2 separate regions of the Homo sapiens genome follow, and region 2 is linked to region 1. A link is an interaction called in ENCODE POLR2A ChIA-PET data of the cell type or tissue named here. Cell type or tissue: PC-9. All regions are shown on one strand. Links, peaks and the distances in the headings refer to the core of each region. The heading gives the core; the rest is flanking DNA.

Region 1 (12,974 bases), core at 2,563-10,562:
GCAGGACAGACATCATATGCCCTGATGATTTTCTAGTTCCTAGAGGAGAAGTTCCTGCTCTTTGTTTCTAAAAGATTCCCACTCCCACTTTTCCATAACCTGGCTTGAGCAAGTTTATTTTCCTTGCAACCAAATCATCCCTAAGCTAACAACTGAGCTTTAGTGTCACTTCATCTCTGACCCCATCGCATGGAGAGAGAAGATCCTAGTCTCTGGGCACCTCAGCTCTGTGTCCCCACCAAGATTCACTGTCACCGATAGCAATGTTTGCATGCCAGTTTTCCCCCAAACTGAGCTCTTCAACCAAGAATCAATCTTGTTCTGCCTGTTCCCATTTCCCCATTACCAGATGGGGTACCATGTCTGGGACCACAATGGATAAATAAATGAATAAAGGAAAAAATGCCACTCAGTTATGCCCACAAGAAACTTATGGTCAGGGTAGGAAGCCCAGACTGACACACATACCCAAGAGCACCATCCAAAAAGGACCAAGTAGAGGGCTGCTCTGAGTCCAGGAGGGGAGGCCGGAGGGCCACTGCGGAGGCAAGGGAAGGAGAAATTGTAGAAGTGGGGTGTGGGAGATGATCACTGGACCAGGCAGAAGGCAGGGTGGAAAAGGGAGGATGTTCCAAGTAGGGTGTAGGGGCAGTAGGGAGGAGGAAGCAGCAGCAATTGGGGTATGTGATAGAGATAGGGCCTGACTTTGAGCAGAAGTTTGCAGGCAGGAGCTCTGAAGGAAGGGATCACTGGGCCAGTCCTAGGCTTTGGGTAACTCATCCACCTAGCTGACACCCATCCAGACACTGTGCCCAGTGCCAGGTGTACAGAGATGACAGATAGCAGAATTCAAAGACCAGGCTGAAGCTCTTGAGAGAACAAGACTGTATCTGCTGTTCCAAGGAGGAGAAATAGTATATAAACAAAGCTTCTGTGGAGCACTTTACAGTTTAGAAAGTGCTTTCTCATGTATTAATGATTACAAAGTCACATGGTATAGTAGAAAAAGTGATGCTGCTGCAGAAAGCCTGAGTTAAGATCTTGCCTCTACCATTTGCTGGCTATAAAACCTTCAGCTAAGAACCTCCTTGAGCTTCAATTTCTTCATCTGTAGGATAACACCAGCTAGTGTTTATTGAACACCTAGTATATGCCTACTATTATAATTGCTTTTATGTGTATTAACTTATTTGATCTTCAAAAACAATACTACAAAGTAGTTACTATTGTTATCCCCATTTCGCAGCTATAGAAATTGAGGCTCAAGGAAGCTAAGAAACCCGCCCAAATCACACAACTACCCAGCAGAAGAGGTGAGATTTGAACCCAGTTATTCTGGCTCCAGAGTCCATGTTCTTAGCCACAATGCTGTACTGTAGATGATGACAGCAGCCCCTCCTCAAAAGTTTTGGGGGATCAGTAAGATTAATACACATGTAACTGGCTAGAGGTTATAGGTAAATATTGGCAACTGTTATAATTTTATCCAGTGCACACAATGTTAGAGCAGTTGGTTGCTTTAGCAGATGCTGTTGACAACCTGTCATGTTCCCTTGGCTTAGCCTGGAGGTCATTCACAGACAGTAGGCATGTCCCTCACCTAGGGACATCCTGTCTCTGAGAGATTCTTGTGCATCAAACAGGGCAGGCCAGAAGTGCTGGGGTTCTCATATCCCAGGAGAAAACCACACCCAATGAGGCAGATGAGTTGGTGCATAAACACCCCAGCTTCTTTGTTCCTCCATGGGACAATTCTGAGGTAGGTCCAACATAGTCCTTCAGAGGGCCCCTGTGGGATTGAGCCCAGCTGCCCATTATAGTAACCCACCCATTAGCACACCTTTTATTGGCTTTCTCCTCGCTGTCTCACTCCCCACTCCCTCACAGTGCTTCCTGGAATCACTTCCCAAATAAACTACTTGTACTGAAATACTTACTTCACAGTCTGTGTTGGAGGATCCAAACTAAGACACGGATGCAATTCAGTTTGGAGAGAGAGAAAAGGAAGAGATATACCCATTGAGGCTTGAGATTTTTCTGGGCAGATACTGCCAGGAGAAGAGCATCAGCCCTCGTAGTGAAGGGAAACGTTCCCAGTAACTAGAAAAATGGATCAGCCCTCCCTCATGCTGTTTCTCAAACAGAATAGCCCCTTCACCCACATTTCACCTGACACTTCAAAAAGATTGGCCATCAAGGGATTCTGGCAAGAGCCCTGATGCCTCTGGAGTAGATTACAGAAGCATTCCTTGAAACCTTAGGATGTGAGCATAAAATAAACACAAATAAGCTCCCCTTGTCTAAATAAACCAAGGTACAGTTTGATGAGGCAGTTTTCGTTTTCTCCCTACCCCTTCCACACTTCTCTCCTCAAAGGCCAGGCTTGTTTGCTTACTTATTTAATACTAAACCCTTTGTACCTTCAAAGAACGCCTTTGTGTCTGAGATGAAGTGGAGCATTTCTGCCTGCTGGACACAATTTTCCAAATGAACCTCCAAACACAGAGTAGCCCAGATTATTAACAATAAGACAACCTCGCAGGTTGGCCGGATGGATGAAATGAACAGGAGGTAAGAAGGAAAACATGAAAAAGGATGGATTTTCAGCAGGTTTTTCCAGCCAAACCATTTGCAATTCCACTGGAAAGGATTCTCAGGGGGAAAGAAACCAAAGAACATGGTGAGAAAAAAAGCAAATTACTGGCTCAGCAGTGTGACATCTTCCCTTGACAAGTTGGGCATGAGGAAAGAGAGAAAGACAAGTTGGGCATGAGGACACATTGAAAAGGACCAACGCTGGCCAGCATGATGGCACAGAGGGCTTTGTCACCTCCAAACGTGGGTGGCCTGGGCCACAGTCCTAGGCTGGGCTCAGAAGTGCCCCTGCCATTTCATCCATCATGGAAACTGCACAAACACTAAGAACAGAGGCATTTGACTGGACCCAGACATTTCAAATGGGGGGAAGCTTTCAGAGAACACAGTTGGAACCAAAAATCAACACAAGGATCACCAAATGCACACACACACACACAGGCCATAAAAGAACGTATTATGCAGAGCCAACTAAAGAAAAATCACGGGGGATATTTGCATTGTGAAGCATCCCATTCTCTAATGGGTCAAGTCCTTCCCATAAGAGGCCGGATAACCTACTGGTCAAAAGCTTGGTGGTGGAGTCAAACTCCCTGGGAGAGAATCTCCCTAGCTCTGCCACATATGGGCTGGGTGACCTCGGGCAAATTCCTTAATCTTTCTGTGTGCTTCCATTTCCTCATCTGCAAATGAGGGCTGATAGTAATAATTATATTAACCTCAGAGCATTGTCTGAGGTTAAATGAATAAATACATATACATCACCTAGAAGAGGGTCTGGCATGCCCAGCACATGTTAGCTCTGATCACTACATAACTTCAGCAGACAATAACTCATCAGCACTACAATAGCTTCCCAGGTACAATAGGATAAAAGTTAAAAAGACAAAGCAGCATAAAAGCAGGTCAGACTGAAAAAGAATTCCCTGAAGCTAGGAAACTACCTTACTTCAAACAAAGCACAGTGACCGTCTTACCTGTGTACAGTTTCCTCGGCTCACGGATGGCTACTCGCTGTGGGTGCCACAAGTGCAGTGTGAGCTCTGAGGACCCCCTGGCACCCCCAGGTTCTCTTTGGCATGCTAGAAAGGTCTGTTGGACTGCAGATCAGAAGTGTGGCTGAGGCTGGGGCACTGCCCTTGCAGAAGAGACGGCACACTCCCTCCCCTCTCCCTGCTCCCAAAAGCCGCTCTTCCATCTGGCTGTGCCTGTCACTGTCAGGGGGCGGCGGCATCTGCCTCTGAGCTGGTCAGTGGCTGGGGCCTGGCCCCCCAGGGCAGCAGAAGGGCATGCCATTGGCATGGGTCATAACTGGAGGCCAGCTGCCCCGTGGTCTCTCTGTGCAGAGAATGCTATGTCCCAGACCCACCTGCCCTTGAGAGCAGGGCCCCATCCCTGTCCTTAGCTCAAGACAGGGGCCCAGGATTTTCTTTACAGAGGTGAGAAATGGCCACGGCCATTCCTCCACTCATCTCAGACAAACACACGCACCCCAGTGAAACTCGCAGTTCTGTGCAGACATTCCTCACGCATCCCCGATCCTCCCCACCTCCTTCAGCTAAAAATGCCCACTTGTTTAGACTTCCGCAGCTTGGGCATGAAGCTGGAATTAAAACAGAGACAAAGGTCCACTATCAGTAATTATTTCTGAAGTAACAAGCAACTAATTGGGACTTACTGTTATTAAAAACCTATACGGCAGGCAGTAATTAAACTGCAGCTAATGAGAATTTCTGCACCAGGCTCTGCAGCCACCACATGGCTATTCTCCTCATCCTGGGTGGAAGGGACTGTTGTTGGAGGAAATAAATGGCTTCTTCATAGCCCTCCAAGAGATATTAGTCATATTGGAGATTTCTGCCCCAGGGAAGTCAGTAGTAAGATGGGGCAGCGAGGCAAGACAAGGCATAAATATGAGAAGCCCAGGAACACATGGAGGTTTCTAGATTGGCTGCTATTATCCTCTGGATGGTGACATCATGCCTCTGGGAAATGGCTGTGGGATACTGTCAAGTCAGTAGGAAAACAGCTGAATCAACTCTTTCATAAATAGATTTATTGAGCACTTCTTATGTGTTAGGAGCTCTGGGAGATGCATTTATATACATTATTTCATTTACTCTTCCTAACAGCCTGAGGAAGGAAGTACCACTAGGCCCTGTTTTACAGATAAGGAAACTTGGCTCAGAGAGACAAAGTCACCTATGGAAACTCACCTGGTTGCTGAGCAGAGTGAAGCCAGAGTTGGATCCAGAAGGAAGGAAAAACTTGGAGTCACATTCTTGCATGCAATACAGCAAAGGGAGGCAGTTGGTGGAGTCAGGGGGGCCAGCTAGGTGTGGCCACCTTCTAGCCTCCTGGTGAGCTTGTTTAGCTACCAAAACATTCTGTGCCTCCGTTTCTGCATCTGCAGAGTGGGGATAGTTATACCTACCTACTGGGTTTGCCGTAAAGACGAACAGCCTGCAGATGAAGTGTTTAGCCCAGGGCTTGGTGCATGGTAAACACTCAATAAAGTCCAGTTGTTATTCTAGGTGCTCTACAGATGCTCTCGGAAGTAGTGCCATCATTTGCTGAAACTCATTGTCTGAGCATGGCAGAGGTTTTGTAATAATGAAAGCTGTGGAAGTCTCAGCAAACAGTGTCTGTCTGCCTGTGTCCCTTGGGAAGGGGGCAGACAAACCCAGCGAGCTGGTTCTGCTCTGAGGCCACTGCCCTGGTGTCCGGGGCAGTGGGAGGCTGGCCAAGCTCCCAGACAGCCTGTCTCGGGCCTGGAGCACAGAGCCGTTGCCTCACCAGCTTGTAATGAACTGCGTCTCCATCCTGATTAGGGGAACAATCCTCACACAGAGAGACTCAGGGGAAGGAAATGACAACGTTGTGGGGACAGGGTATAACCTCACCTCCCAAGGAGGAGCTGGCTTCTGGGGAGCCGGTGAATTGAAGGTCACAGCCCAAGATGGTGCCCATCCCCAGGGAGGAGGCTGAGCAGATTCCACTAGGGCAAGTCTAGGATTTAAGAAATGTGCTAGGTTCAGCCAGGCCTCTGTATGCAAGCCTAGAAGGTAGCAGCTCATAGGCTCTGGTTTGCCAGAAAGGGCACACAAGGAAACCAGCCTTCCCTGGGCACCTACCCCATATCATTCCCCATGCCAGCCTTATGACATCAACATTGTCCTATAAAATAGAATTTTAGAGCACTGTCTTTTCCAAAACCGTGGGTTGCAGCCCATTACTGGGTTATGAAAACAATTTAGTGGGTGACTAATACCATTTTTAAAATAACGTGATTAATAAAAAAAACAGAAAATTTCAGAGTGCACTGCACGTGGTACAGATGAGTATTGTTTTAGGAATCTTTTATTTATTTAGTGTAAGTGTGTTTGGGAGCGGAATTGTGATATAAAATACATTTTTTACTGAGAATTATGGTCAAAACTTCTCGAAAGAATGCAGGCTCTGGCCAGGCATGGTGGCTTATGCCTGTAATCCCAGCACTTTGGGAGACCAAGGCAGGGGGACTGCTTAAGTCCAGATGTTTGAGACCAGCCTGGGCAACATAGTGAGACCCCATCACTAAAAAAAAAATTTTTTTTTTTTAATTAGCCTTCATGGTGGTGTGTCTGTGGTCCCAGCTACTCGGGAGGCTCTGAGGTGGGAGAATCACTTGAGCTTGGGTGGTTGAGGCTACAGTGAGTCATGATCGTGCCATTGCACTCCAGCCTGGGCAACAGAGTGAGATCCTGTCTCAAAAAATAAAAATAAAAAAAGAATGCAGGCTCTGAAATCAGACTGACTGGAGAACCTTGATCAAGTTGTAAAACCCCTCTGTGTCTCAGTTTCCTCATCTATAAAATGGGGATAATAATAGAACATTTCATAGTGTTGTTGCATGAAGTAAATGAGTTAATATTATAAAGTGCTTAAAGTGGTGTAGCAGACACTGCTAGCATTCATCAATTTCCCCTCAGCCAATCTCAAAGCCCCATACAGATAGTTCAGTTCCTTGTATGTGCCAATGCCTTCCTGAGTCTTTCTCCTGAGGATGCTCCCTGGTCATGGTTACATGCTTAGCCCAAGGACAGGGCAGGTCAAAGGTGTGGTGGAATGAATGCCCCAGGAGTGACCCTCCACCAATAAGGACTGGAAGATGGTGGATAAACACAGCAGTGGAGATTCTGAGGTGTGTTTCTCAGTCTCTAAGAGGATGTCCAGTGGGACTGAGCCCCCATTGCCCACCAAAATGACTCCTCCCCATCTCACTTCCCTGTTCTCTCACATCGCTTCCTGGGATCCCCTCCCATATAAACTTGCACCTAAGTCCTTGTCTTGGTGTCTAATCTTAATTTTGATGAACTTAAGCAGATTCTGACACAAAGTAAGTGCTTGATAGATGTTAGTTATTACTAATCACGTTCATCTTGAGAGAGGATCTTTGCAAGTGCTTTATGTGCAATATCTCATTTAATCCTCACACCAAGTCCACAAAGTAGGAACTGTGATTGTCCCCATTTTTCAGATAAGAAAACTGAGGCTTAGCAAAGTTAAGCACGCTGCTCAGGTTTACATAGCTAGAAAGGAAAGAGTTCCACTCTGAACCCATGAGTGTTACCAATGCCCCTGTTCTCCACCTCTCCTCTCTATTTAATCTATACAATCACTCTGCCAGCCAGCTACTGTGGTCACTCCCATTTTACAGATATGGAGATGGAAAGCCCAGGGAAATTATTTGCACTCAATTCCTGCACTATTCACTACCATGTTGGGACCGACAACTCATATCCTGACTCGTTACTGTGCTTTCCATGACAGCAGCAGCAGCAGCAGCCTGCTTCTATGTGCCCTGGATACAGAAGACACAGGAGAAATCCCTTCTTTAAAAAAAAAAAAAAAAGTCCCCGAAGTAGAAACCAGCCAGCTACCATCAAACCTTGCAGCACAGGAGAAAGGTAGGATGCGGTTGAAAAGAGACACAATTTTCAAAGACTTAGTGAAACTTACAGAAACTTAATGACACAGACAGATAGAAATCTGTTCTAGTGCTTGAGCCTCAACTCCTCAACCTGGTAAATGGGCCGATGACCTGGTACGAAGTCCCTCTACTCATTGCTGGCCTTCACTTTCAGCTCCTCTTCCTTATCTCCAACAGCCCCACCATGCAACCAAGGTACCTAGAGCTACTGTACCTTTGGTCTGAGCTCCATCTGCATGAAATTCACTGTGATGTTTCCCTGGAAACCTGCTGTGTGCCACACAGAGTGCTAACCTCTCAGTGCCCTAACTTCCTCATCTATTAAATTGGGATAATCCTAGTATCTTCTTCATGAGTTGTCGTGAGGATTAACTGAGCTAATTGTGCAAATCCCATAGCTGGCAAAGGACCCATATCTAGCATATATAAAGAATACTCAAAACTCCACATTAAAAAACAAACAATCCAACCAGAAGATGGGTAAATGACATGTAGAGACAGTTTACTGAAAAGAATATACAGATGGCAAATAAGCAGTGAAAAAATGTTCAACATCACCAGCTATTAGGGAGATGGAAAGTCAGACCATGAAAGGTGTCACTACATACCTTTTAGAGCAGATAAAATTAAAATAGTGGCAACACCAAATTCCAGCAAAGATGTAGAGACACTGAATCACTCACACATTGCTGGTGGGAATGTAAAATGGTACAGCCACTCTCGGAAAGAGTTTGACTTCCTTCCTAAAACACTAAACATATACTAACCATGTAACTCAACAATGGCACCCCCAAGCATTTATCCCTGTGAGATGAAGACTTATATTTGAAATAAAAATCTATACACAAATATTTATAGCTGCTTTATACGTCAAAGCCAAAAACTGGAAACAACCCAGATACTTTTCCTGGTTAAACCATGGTCTGTCAGTCAGTCATGTATCAGTGGTATATCGGTGTGTATCAGTGGTATATTGGTGGCATATCCATGGAACAGAACTCACCAGGAACAGAGGAATGAACTATAGACAGACAACCTGAATGGATCTCAAAGACATTATGCTGAGTGGGAAAAAAACAAAAGCCAAGCTTAAAAGGTCACATACTTTGCCATTCTACTTAGATAACATTGTTGAAATGACAACATTTTGCAGATAGAAAACATACTAATGGTTGGTTGCCAGGGGCTGGGGGTGGCGGAAGGGAGAGGGGTGGGTATGACTCTGAAGGGGCTGCACAAGGGAGATCTTTGTGGACAGGGGAGAGTTCTGTATCTTGATTGCGGTGGTGATTGTGTAAGATTCTCACAATTTTACACAAGTGAGAAAAGGACACAGAACAATACTCACACAGTCAATTGCCTGGTTCTGAAACTGTACTATAATTACATAATGTGTAAACATTGGAGAAAACCAGGTGAAAGGGACCTCTCAGTTCTATCTTTACATGGGATCTCTCAGTACCATCTTTGCAACTTCCTGCAAATCTATCATTATTTCAACATTTTTAAAAATGTTTTAAATGAACTACTTGTAAAAAGCTTAGAGCAGTGCCTAAATGAGCACTTAGTCAATATCAGCTCTCATTACTATTATTTTATTTTCATTGTTACTTCATACAAGTCATCTTAGTTAATGCTAACAATAAACTTGTTATCACAAGTTTTTAAAAATCCCTATTTTACAGGTGGGAATAGGGAAACTCAGACATATTAGATAACTTGTCTAAGTTTGCTTACCCAGAGAGACCTAGGAATTAAAAAGCCCAAGTTCATGGACTTCCCCCAAACATTCAACTATGAAGACCAGTAAGATAAAAATCTTTGCCCACATCAAGCTTTATAACATAGTGGGGGCAATGACAAAAATATAATTCAAATTCAAGTGGAATGTCACATACTGATCTATGGGAGGACAGGAAATGGAGGAATAAAAAATTCTGAGGTGATCTAGGAAGGCTTCCTAGAAGAGGTGGCATTTGGAATTGTTTTGAGGATTGAGTAGATTAGTAGGTGTGGAAAGAAGGCAGTGATGCAGGAAAGGGTATTCCAGGCAGAGAGAACCTGATCATTAAGCGGTGGGAGTGCTTAAACAACAGTAACAAGCCCAAGGTGGCTGAAGCAGCTGGTATGTGACCAGAGGAAGATGCAGATGAAGGACAAGCAGAGGATAGTCAATGAAGATAGGCGCTGAATGAGCAACAAATCAATATTGAATCAATCAAAGGGATGAATATGGGTGCCTCTATGTGGCCTGCTTCAAGCTAGATTCAATGATGATCCAAACGTACGTGGATGCTGGCCATGCAGATGTTATTCTGGGAGGGAAGATCAATAAGTGTGATAGGGGTCAGGACTTAACTGTAGATGGGGCTTGTCTCCTTAGCTTTTGCTCATTGTGGCCTCCATAGCCTGCCTTGGAAGCTGAATGGCCAATGTCTAAAGTGCATGTGCAATTATGACAGCGTCCACAACAAGCAGCCAGCCATCTGTATATGCTGAAAAGCCAGGCAGAACTCTGCTGTGGGTCTTGGGGTCCCAGGAAGCAAAGAGATCTTCCATTTCAGGACCTCAAGATAAAGTTTCTCAAGGTCCTCCCAAGGCTAAGCCCTAGCAGATACTGAAGGCAAACCCCTACTTTTTGTGGGTTATAGGGTCCCACAATGGTTGTTCTGGACCGTGGAATTTTATCTTTCAAGTCCTGATCCCTATCACACTTACACTAATTGATCTTTCCCCCTAGACAATAACATCCGCATGGTCAGGATCTACATCTGTTTGGGACATCACTGAATCCAGCTTGAAGCAGTTCACATAGAGGTGCCCATATTCAGATCCCTTTGATAGATCCAATATTGATTTGTTGGTCATCTGCTATTCTCAGGTTAGAGGTGAGGAAATAAGACTGTTCCTAAGTAGAGAAGAGACAACCATGGCACACTGCACAAAGGGCAATGACAGTGCCTGACCATCTAGACAAAAAAGAATGAGAAACTATCCTGGACCGTGACAAATGAAGGCAGTCACATATGCATAGCTTATCCTAAGAACTGTGAAGGTGATGCCCCATTCTCAAAGAGAATAGGCACTGTTGATCATGCGATCCAGAGATTGTTAATGGGGCTGCATTGAGAAACAAGCTATGTTTCCATTCACAGCAAACACATCGCAGTGGTGACAATGAGACCTGTAACATTTCTGCTAAGGTCACGAGTGAAAATGGGATGCAACACAACCTCAACATTAGAAAAATATTAAAGAATAATGCATTTTTGCTCATTAGCCAAAATAACAATATGCTTTCTACAATTCAACTGCTAGGGCCCTAAAGTGAATTATTTGAAGAATTAGACCCTAAAGATTCTGTATAGGAAGTTTTTAAAGTATTTCATCAGTATGTCTGTATTGAAGTGGAGACAAAAGAAGCCCAACTAAGATGGACAGAAGGACTGTGGATTCAGCATGAATCTCTAGAAAGGCCTATCTTGAAGATAAATCTTGACTCAAGATTTGGAGGAACTAAGATGACCCTGATGGGCAGTGGAACGAATGACAACATGTAAAATTCCTTAAATAAAAATGTATTGACTTAAAGAAAAAACCATAATGGTGGTATTTGGTTGTTTGTGAGCTTTTGCAGTCAGGATTGTTGCTCAAATACCTTCCTCACTTCTCCATATCTGCCCTGGTTTGCCTTTACCACACTGTCCCCCAGGGCCTGGCTCAGTTGATGCTTTTGGAAAATGGATTTTGAGCTGTAAAAGACAGCTTTTCCAGATATAAACTCAAGCTTCTGAAGCAAGAATTGGATTAAAAGGAGCAACCGAAAAGGACCTCAGAGATCCTCTGGGACAATTGCTTTTAATCTGGGTTTCCTGGAGCTTAAAGGTTCTGCAGAGGTGCCTGGGGTGCGGGGAGCTGGGAGGCAGTCCTGGGTAAGGGGGATGCTAAAGTGGCAAGGCTCAGGGTCTCCACCTTCCAGCCAGAAGAGCTCAATGTGACCTTTTTCACCCACTGAAGTTCCAAATCTGTTAGGAGAAAGATTCCAAGGTTTAAGGTTTAAAACCCCCTAAGCTAGTCCAACACCATCATCGTATCATAATTTTAAAAATAGCTGATTTTGAGTGTTTAGTGTGTGCCAGGAACCGTTATAAATGCTTTACATGCATTACCTCATCTAATCCTCGCAGCAGCTCTAAAAGCTAGGTACTATTATTATCTCAGTTTTACAGAGGAGAAAACGTCGGCACAGTGGTTAAGTAATTTGACCAATGCTCGCAGATCACAAGCGAGGAAGCCTAGCCTGGGACCCACACAGCTGGTTCCTGAGCCTACACAATTCACCACTACACAAGACTGAGGAAGTTGAGGCACAGAGAGAGGCAGGAACTTGCCCCAGGCCCCACGGTGAGCTCAGGGCTGAGCCTAGGCTGGAATCCCGCCTCCTGTGCCCTCTTGGATGCTTCTTCCTCCTGACATTCCCCTTCCCTCTCTCCTTCTCTACCCTACAGTGTGCCTTCTGGAACCAACTTACAGGTGGCTTTAAATAGACCATCCCTTGGTTACCAAGCATCTGTGCTCCCACGCTGGGAGCAGCTGAAGGAGATGGAGCTGTGATGGCTGATCGGCTTCTAGGCCCCCATTCTGAAAGGGGCTGTGGCTCTCTCTTGGCTGGAGCCTCACTTCCCACCTGCTGCTCTAGATACATAGAGGCCCTTCACCATTTGCATGCTGTCTATCCAGGCTCACCTACACATGCTCTTGCTATTGTGGATATGGATATGCCCTGTTCCTTTGACCATGCCATTCCCACTGCTGGGAATCCCTTTCCCGCTTTGTCAGCCTGGCGTACTCCTCCTCAAATGTCCTTTTTCCAGGGCCCTGACCTTCCTGACCTCCCTTCCAAGGCAGAATCAACCACACCTTCCCCAGCACTCTCCACATCACAGCACAGATCACTCCGAATTGTAACCACTGATTGAATTTATTTCCTTGATTAAAAATCATGCAGGTGGTCCCATTTTTCCTTTGGTAAAGTCAGGATAGCTCCTACAATCTGCCTCTGGTTAAGCTGGGAGGTTTTTTTTGTTTGTTCGTTTGATTGGTTGGTTGGTTTTTTGTTTGTTTTTTTGTCTTCCTGAAATTCTGTCATTAAATTGATAAACTGTTTTGTAACCATATCATCTTAGGATCCAAGAAATACAGGACTTCTCTGTCTCCCTCTAGACTGTGAGCTCACCTGGGTTGAGGGCCGTGATTCAATGTCTCTGGACACCCAGGAACCAGCACAGAGGAGGCACAGAGGAAGGACCAGGTATGGTGAGTCATGGTGCTCAGGGGCTGGACGGTGCCCTCTGTGCCCAGATCTCCATGGGAGGCATCCCAGAGGCCTAGGAGAACCCCAGCCATC
Region 2 (10,180 bases), core at 2,181-10,180, 200 kb before region 1:
CAGAATCAGAGAATTCTGGGAATGGAAGAGGCCAGCCAAGCCCTCTAGCCCAATCCCACCCCTCCTTGATGCATGAATCCCTTGCACAAGCTCCATGCCAAGTTTCCCTAAACTGCCAGGGGTAAAGACCTTCTGACCTCCTATAAGAGCCATTTGACACTAATCTCAGAAAACTCTTCCTCCCACTGAATTGAATTTTGGTCCCAGTTTGGTGAAGACCCCCAGTGATTAATCCTTCTAGCCCTTCGGAGATAAAAGGTGGCATAGTGTCTCTTTCACGAGTCATAATATCATAAAAGAGTTTCAAATTCCTATAAATACTCTTCATAGAACAAAGCTTTGGTTCTCTCACCACCCTGGCTATTCTCCTCCGGACAAGGGTGATGATGGATAAGGTCAGCAATGATAATTATTAAAATAAAAGCAATGATTTTAGCTCTTATTAAGCACACACTATGTGGCATACACCGTACTACATGCTTTATATGCACTTATCACTGAATCCTCACAACAACCCTGGGAGTTCAAGACTATTGTCCTCTTAATTTCACATTTTGAAAAAATAGGAGCTCACAGGTGACGTAACTTGCCCAAGGTTACAGAGCTAGTAAGTGATAGTGCCGGGATTTGAACTCAGATTCAGCCAGAGACTGCCCTTCTTTGTCACTGTGCCTCCAGAAGATGGGGGCAGATTCCAGCTCAGCCACATCCTCCGAAAGTAGTCCCCAATGGTGTTAGCCTGGCTCATGATCCTCAGGGCTAGGAGGTCCATGTGCCTGACCCTATACTTCCACTTTCAGGTGGAGGCCGAAACTGCCTTGCTCTACTGAAAAGAAAAAGATCCAGGCAGACGTAAGCCTCAGAGAGGGAAGAGGAAAAGGAAAGTGGGAGGCAGTGAGGACACACTTTGTATCGTTTAGCAATCTGAAGCAATGCTGGGCTTGGAGAGGACACAGCAAAGGGAGAGGTGCCCAAGGAGGACAGCAAAGGGCTGGCAAAGGACTCTGCCTTTGGGGAGACCCAGTCAGTCAGTGCAAAGAGGAGAGGGGCAATCTGCTGCCCACAGGCAGGGGGCAGGCCGCACCACCACAGACTGACTACCATTTTCCATTCCCTAAATTGGGATGGGGTCCTGCTGTTGCCAAACTGGTTGGACTAAGTCACAGACAGTAAAAATGACCTGTCTGGCTGCCACATCCCTGATCAAAGCTGACTCATTTCAAAGGTGAACTGTCAGCAAGTTGGGAGATTGTAATCAGACAAGGAAAAATAAACTATAAGGTTACTTCGGGGGTTAAAATACAAAACCTCCCTAAAAAAATAAAGTTATCTGTTGTGCTTGCTTCTGAAATGTTCAGTCCTAACAACCTCATGAGGAAACTTATCAGGAACTAATTAAAGAATACATCTGGGTCCTGAGGTAAGACCTACTGTTCATTTGGCCTCATGCCTTGTCTAGGATGGGGAAATTTTCTGAAGCTTAAATAAATGACCCAAGGCTACAGACCAGACTGGGATCCCAGGTTTTTGGAGAACCCAATGTTGCTTCCACACACCTTCACATTTTAATCATGGTGTAATGAAAGCACAAAAGTTCCCAAAAGACACACACACATACACATATGTATCTATACACACATGCATACAAACACACACACACACACACACACACACACACACACCCATTCTCCTTTTTTTCTCTCTTTTTGGAAAAGCAAATAATCGCCAAGCTATCAAGTTGGAGCACACTAAGCTTGCATTTCAAGATAATTTGGTTTAAGATTCATTCAGAACCTGGATTTTCAGAGCAACATGATTTGGTCAAGAGAGGGATTTTTTTGAGCAGGTCCTAGGGTGTCTACTTAGAAATGGGAAGAAGAATTATTTTACATTTGATATGTTGAAGAGAATGAAGTTTTTCTTGCTTCTCAAACCATGAGAGACTTGAAAACTTCTATGAAGCCCATACATGTTCCCAGGAGGGGGCAGCCTTGCCTGGCCTCCTGGAAGCCAACTGGAATCCTCTATGTGAGACTGTGGGCTGCTCCCCAAGTGCTAGAATATCCAGAGAACCCCACAAAGCCCAGGCTTGTCAGAAGTGGGCCCAGCCCCACTCTCCCTATACAGAACTGCCAGCGAGGACAGCAAACTCTAGTGTGCAGGGAGGAACGTCAATCTAGCTAGTGGGGAGGACAGAGGTGTAGTGGGGGCGATGGATAGAAGAGGTTGGGAGAAGCACTGTGAAACCATCACTAATGTCATACCTGCATTAATCAAACAAAGTGTGTCAATTTAATAGAAGATGAGGGGCTCCCTTGAGCTCCAGGAAACTGCCAAGATGCATTTTCCTATTCAAGTTTGCAGCCCTGGGCTGAAACCCAGGGACAGTTAAAATAATTTCTCCATCAAATTACTCTTGTGAAAAGGAGCATATTCCAGCCTCCTAAATGATGAAAGTCACTTAAGTCCATATAAAGTAGAGTCTCTCAGGGCTCTGCTGTCCCCACCAATATATGTGGAATATAGCAAGGGGGAGGCAAAGAAAGGAAAGAACAGGGCAGGTGTGGGGGGTGGTGGGTTCCGAAAAGCACCCGCACACTTGACCTCATTATCTCTACTGCACTTGGGACTCTATTCCCTTAACAGTTTGCACATGCTCTGCAGGAAAAACAAGTAAATGCTGGACTGTCCTGGCAGGGGCAGGTGACAGACTTTCTGAAGCTCAAGGGCTGCCCAGGAGCTTCTGAACCAGCAGTTCTTCACCCCGCCACCCACCCTCCCCCTGCCCCCAACCGCACCACTATAACGGGCGTCCTGGCCAGTTGCAGCCCAGCACCTAATTTGGGAGATACCGGGTTCATTGTACAGGGCAACTGATTCCAAATCTCATGCTATCTGCCCACACTAAGATCCACTGGGTAGTTCTGTCTACTCACTTAGGGTTGTTGATTCTTAGCAGGTTTTGGTGACAGGGACACAACACTCAGCAATTGTAGAACTAACTCAGTGAAGATCTGTAATCTGGAACGCTCTCCTCACTCTTCCTTACCTTTCTAAGTCCTGTGAAAATGTTCTATGCTGGCAGTTCCCCACCTGTGGCCCAGAATCCCTGGAGTTCTTGAAGATGAAGCAGCAGGGTCTCTTGGAATTCATGTGGGCATAAGAACGCTTTCAATCAATCAGCGGGAAAAGGCACGTCTGCTAGTGTCGGCCCTCAATAGTTGCTGAAGTTGCTTCATGCCACTCTTCTGTTAGGACTTTCAATATCATCCTATTATCCTCAAGATAAAGTCCCAGCCCCTGAGACCTTGGCATGGTCTTGCAGGACCCAGCCTCTGCTCACCTCTTCTCCTTAACCACCTCATGCATTTCCTCTGAGCGGAGTGGAGGGGATGTGTGCTAAAGGGGTTACAAGAATACTGACTGGGGTAGTGCTGATATTTCAGATATGTAAATTTAGGGATTTTGTTTCCAAGAGTCCATAGATTCATAGGTCGAAGTCAGGCATTGCCAGGAAAACTACAAGCTTTGAAGTCAGCTAAACCTAGATTTTAAAATCTCCACCATCCACTTGGTAACACCAGGCAAGTTACATAATATATCAGAACCTCGGTTTTTCTCTATCTGTAAAATGGGAACACATGAAGGCAGCTATGAGATAACCCATGTAAAGCATCTGACACAGTATTTGACACGGTATCAGTTGCAGATCCCCAAAACCCCAACTCAGGCTTCCAAAGTCGAGTTAAACTAAAGCAGTACTTTATCCACAGTCAGAAACAAGCATGAGGGCTCCCCGTGGCCAGCCTCCCTTCCAACAACAAGTGTCATTTCTCGTCATCTTCATTCATGCACAAACCATCCCCTCCCCACATCTTTTTAAAGCCATTTTCCCACAGCAGAGGAGATTGGCAGTGATGATTTCAAACTAGATTTATGAAAACCCATAACTAGAAGATTAAAATTCCAAATGTCATCTAGATAAGATGGGCCAGATGCTTGGAGAACTGCAAAAGCTTCAAGCTCTCTGCACTGGCAGAGAAGTTGGAGCGGTCAAGCAGTCACGTCTGAGCACTTCTCTTGGTGAGGTGAGAAGGGAGTGCACTTCTGTCTATTACAGGAAAGAAGAGACACATTTTAACTAGACTGAGTAGGTACACTGCATCTCCTAGATGAACCATCAACTGGTGTTTGGTGTGGACTTCAATTCACTGGGAGACAACTGTGATCTGGGTTGGCTCACTGGTCTTCTCCTGGGTGGGTCTGGAATGTGTGTCTGTCTATGCTGAGGCCTTTACTGGAGACCAGAGGGAGGGAATCACACCATGGCCACTAGGAAAGAAAAGCCCTAGAGGCTAAATCATCAGACAAACATCAACTGACTTAAGCTGATCAGAACCATCTCCTACAGATCCCAACAAGCTGAAAAGGAAAGGTGAACAGTATTTCCAGAACTCATACCATACACATGCCCATCATGGTGAAAGCTTTACACCGGTGACTTCATTGAGTCCTCAGGACCACCTGAGGAGGGCCACTGTTATCCCTCCTGTACAGAAGGGAAAACTGGTGCCCAGGGAAGCTAAGAAAGATCTCCAGGTTCTATAAGCTCCCCACACAGAGTGGCAGAGTAGGGATTCAAAGCAGGTATTTCTGAATTCAAAAATCCATCCATTGTGCTAGAACTGGCTCGTTCCAACCAGAGCTGCCATATCTCATTGTCTGTGTCCACAGAAGCTGGCTTGCTCCCACTCACTGTCATGACCAGAGTATCTCTGGTCAGAAGGTCAATCAAATCTTCCACATCATGGTCAAGGCATTAAAAAATAGCACAGAAAAGAAAAAGAGAGAATGAATGGCATTTACAAGTTGACCCTTGGAAATAGTCTAAGATCAAAACTCTCCACAAGTGAGAGAAAAATGCTTTTAAGAACCTAGTCTTAGCCTTCTGAACTGTGCAATATGGGGATGGGAGGAGGTGGAGAACATAACTGCAGCTGAAATGGATGGCAAATGCCAACAGACAATAAAACCACTGGTGGCCATACTGAGAGCCTAAAACCACCTGAGATTCAGGAATTGTTAGGGAAAGAGTTCATGCTCTTTGAAAAGCCAATAAAGACCAGGAGGGGTGGAGGGGAAGTGGGGGGACTCATCTACTGCTCTTGTCTCCTAGCTGCTCTCTGATTCTGGCCTTTTCTCATGCCGACCAGGCCCACATTCTCCTGCTCGATCCTCTACATGCCTCCATCACATCACTCTCTCTCTGGCTCTCAAACCCGTGTGGGGGGCCAGTGACCCCTCATACCATTTGAGATAAAGTTCAGCATCCTTAGCCTGGCACTCAGGACTCATCATATCCCGGCCTCAGCCTCACCTGGGTTCAGCAATATGGAAATGGGAGGGGATGGAGAAGAAGGAAAGTGGGGGCCGAAATGCATGCCAAGTGCCAAGAGACAATAGAGCCATGGGGAGACTACCTAATCAGAGAAAGCGTGCAAATCTCAGCTACATGGTAACAAGCAGCAAGTACCAGCAAGGCCACAGGAAGAAGAGAACAAAATTGGCTTAATCTAACAATCTTGCAGAATTCTGCTCGGGGTGTGTAGGGGCATGTGGTAGTAAGGTTTGGATGAGAAAAAGTCAGAGATGGAGTAGTACAATGCTACCAACCTATCTCCACCAGCCTTCCCTCCACAGAGAGGTGGTGTGGCTTAGCGACTGGGCACACCAGTTTCAGGGTCAGCCTGACCTGTGTTTAGCATTATGGCTCAGCTTCCTAACAGCTGTGTGACCTTGTCAGGGAGGAAGATTACTAGGTTCTCTGAGGCTAAAATGGGAAGAAATCACATTCAGATGAAGAACTAAATTACTGCATGTAAAACGTTTTCAGTACAATATATGGCACCAAGAAAGGGTTCACAATAAAGAAGGTTGAGGATTTTCAAGCCCTCATGACAGCAGACAGGTTTGTTTAATTTGGGTTCTGTCAATAAGGTGCACCTGCATGAGGATTGAGGCAGAGGGCCCTCTTTCTTGCTGTAATAATACATATTAGGAGGGTCTGGTTGAACTCTTGGTTTCAAGGCCAAACTACTATAGCTGAGCACCCCTAGATCTAACTTCTGTTCTTTGTAACTTCTCATTTCTTTTCTTCCAGAAATTCTATAAGTATCCAATTCCCTGTATGAAATCTCTTCTTGTTTGAGGTACCAAGAATGGTTCCTAGTTCCTGGGCTATCCCCCCATTGATGAATTCCCTAATTTACTATTTAGCTCCTTAAGCTCAGTAACTATATAACACATTATATATATGCAGTTTAGTGCTTAGCCCTACTCTTAGGAGCTGCTCACTACCTGAGTCCATGGGAATCCAGATTCATTTTCATTCAGGAGCCAGCTAAACCTAAAGGGGTTTCTCAAAGCCACTACAGTCTGTGGAACTGACAAATGAAAGTATATATTGCCTAACCATGCCTATGGCCAAGGAGGGCTCAAAGTATCTATAAAACCTTTTGCTGGGCAAAGAAATAGCCACAATTTGTCCCATGGCAAACTGGAAGGACAAAGGCAGATCTGTCACTGAGACAAACCTTCATCACACTTTCCAATCAACATGAGGAGGCAAATTTATCACGAAGTTTAGACTAAAACTTTCTGACCATTATGTGAGCTTTAGTAGTTCCTTTGCTTTCCCATTCCCCTGTCTTCCTTTCTCTCTGATCAATAAGAGTTAGCCTTACTTTATAAATCTCTGTTTCACAAACTGCAGTAGATGAACTACTTATGGTATAATTTATAAGATTTCAGACTGTACACTGGTGAACATCTTAATAGCTATATATTTATTTTTATGATTACCTTCTATTTTGCCCAATATTGCTTTTGCATTTACCATTAGAATATTTTGTTTCCTCTTTATTTAAATTTATACAGATTAGGTAGTCAATTTGAAGGAAACAAGTAAATAAGGGACATAAGTGGTAGGCAAATATGGCAAAAATTCTAAATATGCCATGAGAATGATAAGCTTGGGTGACATTGACTTAAATCAAATCTTACAAATAAATGTTCTGGGGAATTCCAAATATCTAATCTATTTGGCTTATCAGGACAGCAGTATGAGATGGCTCTGAGAATGTTCACAACTCATTTTAAATAACTTCTGTCCCATTTCTCTTCTCAGGCCCTTGGGAATAGTTTGGTCTTACAGGAAAACTGTTAGAAAGAGTCATGAATTTCAATAGCCTTGCGCAGACTGTGGCACTGGACAGGTTATTCAACCTTGTTTGCCTGCACTCCTGTACCTGGGAAAGGAAGCCACTGAGTATGCTTACTCCATAGGGTACTGAGTAGGGCAGAAAGATGCCGCTAGGCCTTTTAAGTTAAATCATTAATTTCGATGATTGTCTTTATTGCAATTGTTTTCTTTAAATGCAGTTTTCGAGATATATATATTCCTGGAGTTGAGGGAGGGGAAAGGTTTGCAATAAATTATTCAAATAAATGAATATTAACTGGGAAAAGCCACAGAGCCATGGCTGCAGAGGTAAGTTTACCTCAAGAATACAAATTCACAATTATGTGAGGGAAAGGAGGTTGGCATTTTCTCTCTAGACATCCCATAAAAATGCTACTGGCACTTAGGTCCCTCCCCCTAAACCCATCACAAGAGGGCATAACAGGAAAGATTAGGAACAAAGCCAAGGAAGTAACTCCCTGCTAACAGGACAGGATGAAGCCACATTCTCTGTGGACCTACCATGGTCATTTTTAGCTCAGATGTCACAAAATATATCCTAGAATGTTTGAGAAGGGAAAAGGTCTTCTGGGGAAAATAGTTGTTATATTCATTGTAAATACCATATTGACTTAAAACAGTTTTTGAAGGGTGGGATCACACCTGTTTTGTAAGATATGAGTTGGGTTCTTCAGCAGCTATAAAGATGTAAGAGACTGGAAATCTACCCATAAGAGTAGGCTCTCAGAGAGGAAGTGAGAAAGATGATACATTATAACCAATGTGACAACGATATATGGCGTGTGGGACCCTAACAACAGTTGAGGGGGAGGAGGAACCATCGCTGGCTTAGATGGAGTGAGAAGAAAGCCTCCTTACAACGCCGAGCACAGGCGTTCCTTTTCAGAGGACCCTGCTCAAGTCATTTGTCATTCATTCATTTGACAAATATTTATTAGGCCCTACCTTTGAACCAGATATTCTGTGAGGTACCAGGAATTCAGTAGAAAATAATGCAGACATGTCCCTATGTCATGGGGCTCATCTACAAGTTGAGTGAGGCAGATGATAAACAAGTAAACATACCCCTAAACGAGGCGATTTCAGTTTGTGATGTACCCTGAAGGAAGTGTGTGGTAGACATGAGGTAGGGACTGAAGTGGACACTGTGGTTGGGGGTCCCGGCGGCCTCTCCGAGGATAAAATGAGAAGGAAGCATCATGTGAAGAGCCAGGCAAGAATATTCTGGAAAAGCAGAACAGCCAAGGCAAAGGCCCTGAGGTGGGCGCCTGTGGCTGAGAAAACAAGAAACTTGAGATGATATCAGGAGGAAGGCAGCGGCCAGATGATACAGGGCACTCCAGGCCAGGACAGGGGAATCGGATTTTATTCTGTTTCCTTGAGTAGCCAGGGAAAGGTTAAAACAGGGCACGACACAATCTGATTTAAGTTTTCCATAGGCCACTCTGGCCACCTATGGGGAGAATGAACAGAGAGGCAGGGCTGGGAGCAGAAGCAGGAAGCCCAGGCTACTGGAACAGTCCAGGTGCAAGAGGCCCAGGCTAGGTGACGGCAGCAGAGACAGAAGGAAGTGAAGAAAAGCAGTTGACAAAGAGTGCTAGTGCTGGGCATGCTTTGGCACCGAATCAATGCTTCCCCAGTGAATACATTATAACTTGGCTGGAATTTTAGCTGATTTGATTGGCTTTTCTAAATTCAATCATCATAAAAGTTAAGACAAGTATACACATATCCAATGGCTCTAAATCAGAGATGGAAAACAAAAGACATCTTCAAACTTGACAATAATCAGCTGTTGTGATACATGCACTGAGACAAATCCAGGGCAGCACCTCCATCCATCCTTTCTTTCTTTCTTTCTTTCTTTTTTTTTTTTTTTTTTTTTTTGAGACAGAGTGTCACTCTATCGCCAGGCTGGAGTGCAATGACATGATCTCGGCTCACTGCAACCTCTGTACCTGGGTTCCAGCAATTCTCCTGCCTCAGCCTCCTGAGTAGCTGGGATTACAGGTGCCCACCACCATGCCCAGCTAATTTTTGTATTTTTAGTAGAGACAGGGTTTCGCCATGTTGGCCAGGCTGGTCTCGAACTCCTGACCTCAGGTGATCCACCCACCTCGGCCTCCCAAAGTGCTGGGATTATAGGCATGAGCCACTGCATCCAGCCTCTTTTTTTTTTTTAATGGCTCACTCAAAACTGAGCTGTCAGGCGCTCCCTGTCTTCCACTGCCTTCCCTCCATCCCCCATCCCTCACAACCCAAGTCTCAAAGTTAAGCACCTAAAACCTCCCCCAGAACAAACTGTAACTTCCAAGGAAGAATGTGCTCTGGCATGATGCTTCAGTAAACCCAGAAGGCATGCTGAGATAAGAGTATTAAGAGTACCTATTAATGAAGCCGGAAGTTTCAAATAAAGCAGAAGAGATGTCCCAAAGGGAGACATAAACCAGAGCCTGCATCCAGGCAGAGTCTGAGTGAGTTCTGTAATTGCTGGCAGGTTTGCAGAGAAGGCCTTTTCCTCCCAGCTTCCTCAAACAGCAGCAGTGTCACAGCAGCAAGGAGGAATAGAGGTTTTCTCTTTCCCTCTGGAAGCGTGAGGTGCATACAGTTAGGACACGGATCTTCAATGGGCTCAGAAAAACCATTCTCATTTACCAAGAGTGCTCTCCCCTGCAGCAGACCAGGGTGTCAGGCTTGGTACGAGGAGCCAATGGGCTGGCCAAATCCTTCGGAGGGCAGGAGGAGGGGGCAATGCCCCCCACTACTTAGAACAAAATCCCCCTGGCAGTGAGAGCTTTGACTTCCAGAAGAAATTATGGGAGAAGGGAGAGGCAAAGGGACCCATGACAGGAAGGAATGTCACTGGCACAGAGCTCCTAAAGCCTGGGACCTGGACCTAAGTATATGTGTGTTGGAGAG

The links. Peaks named below come from ENCODE experiments on the same cell type or tissue, not always from the same donor. Only the 100,000 strongest peaks of a DNase experiment are listed, where the experiment ranks them.
Region 2: POLR2A ChIA-PET joins it to region 1 with 9 read pairs; 2 of 35 experiments call an interaction of 5 or more read pairs at or near these places.

The regions. Positions count from the first base shown.
Region 1 is chr11:19,588,944-19,601,917 of GRCh38, reverse strand. LOC124900310 (small nucleolar RNA SNORA1) reads left to right here and starts at 10,627; the gene lies at 10,627-10,762. It also overlaps a transcript of NAV2 not described here. In PC-9, for the core only: no CTCF peak of the experiment used is centred there; a DNase peak (open chromatin) is centred at 5,887.
Region 2 is chr11:19,792,175-19,802,354 of GRCh38, reverse strand. The region is part of intron 1 of NAV2 (neuron navigator 2); the gene reads right to left. Among named protein-coding and RNA genes, the nearest start is that of MIR4694, 37 kb to the right of the region's middle. In PC-9, for the core only: no CTCF peak of the experiment used is centred there; no DNase peak of the experiment used is centred there.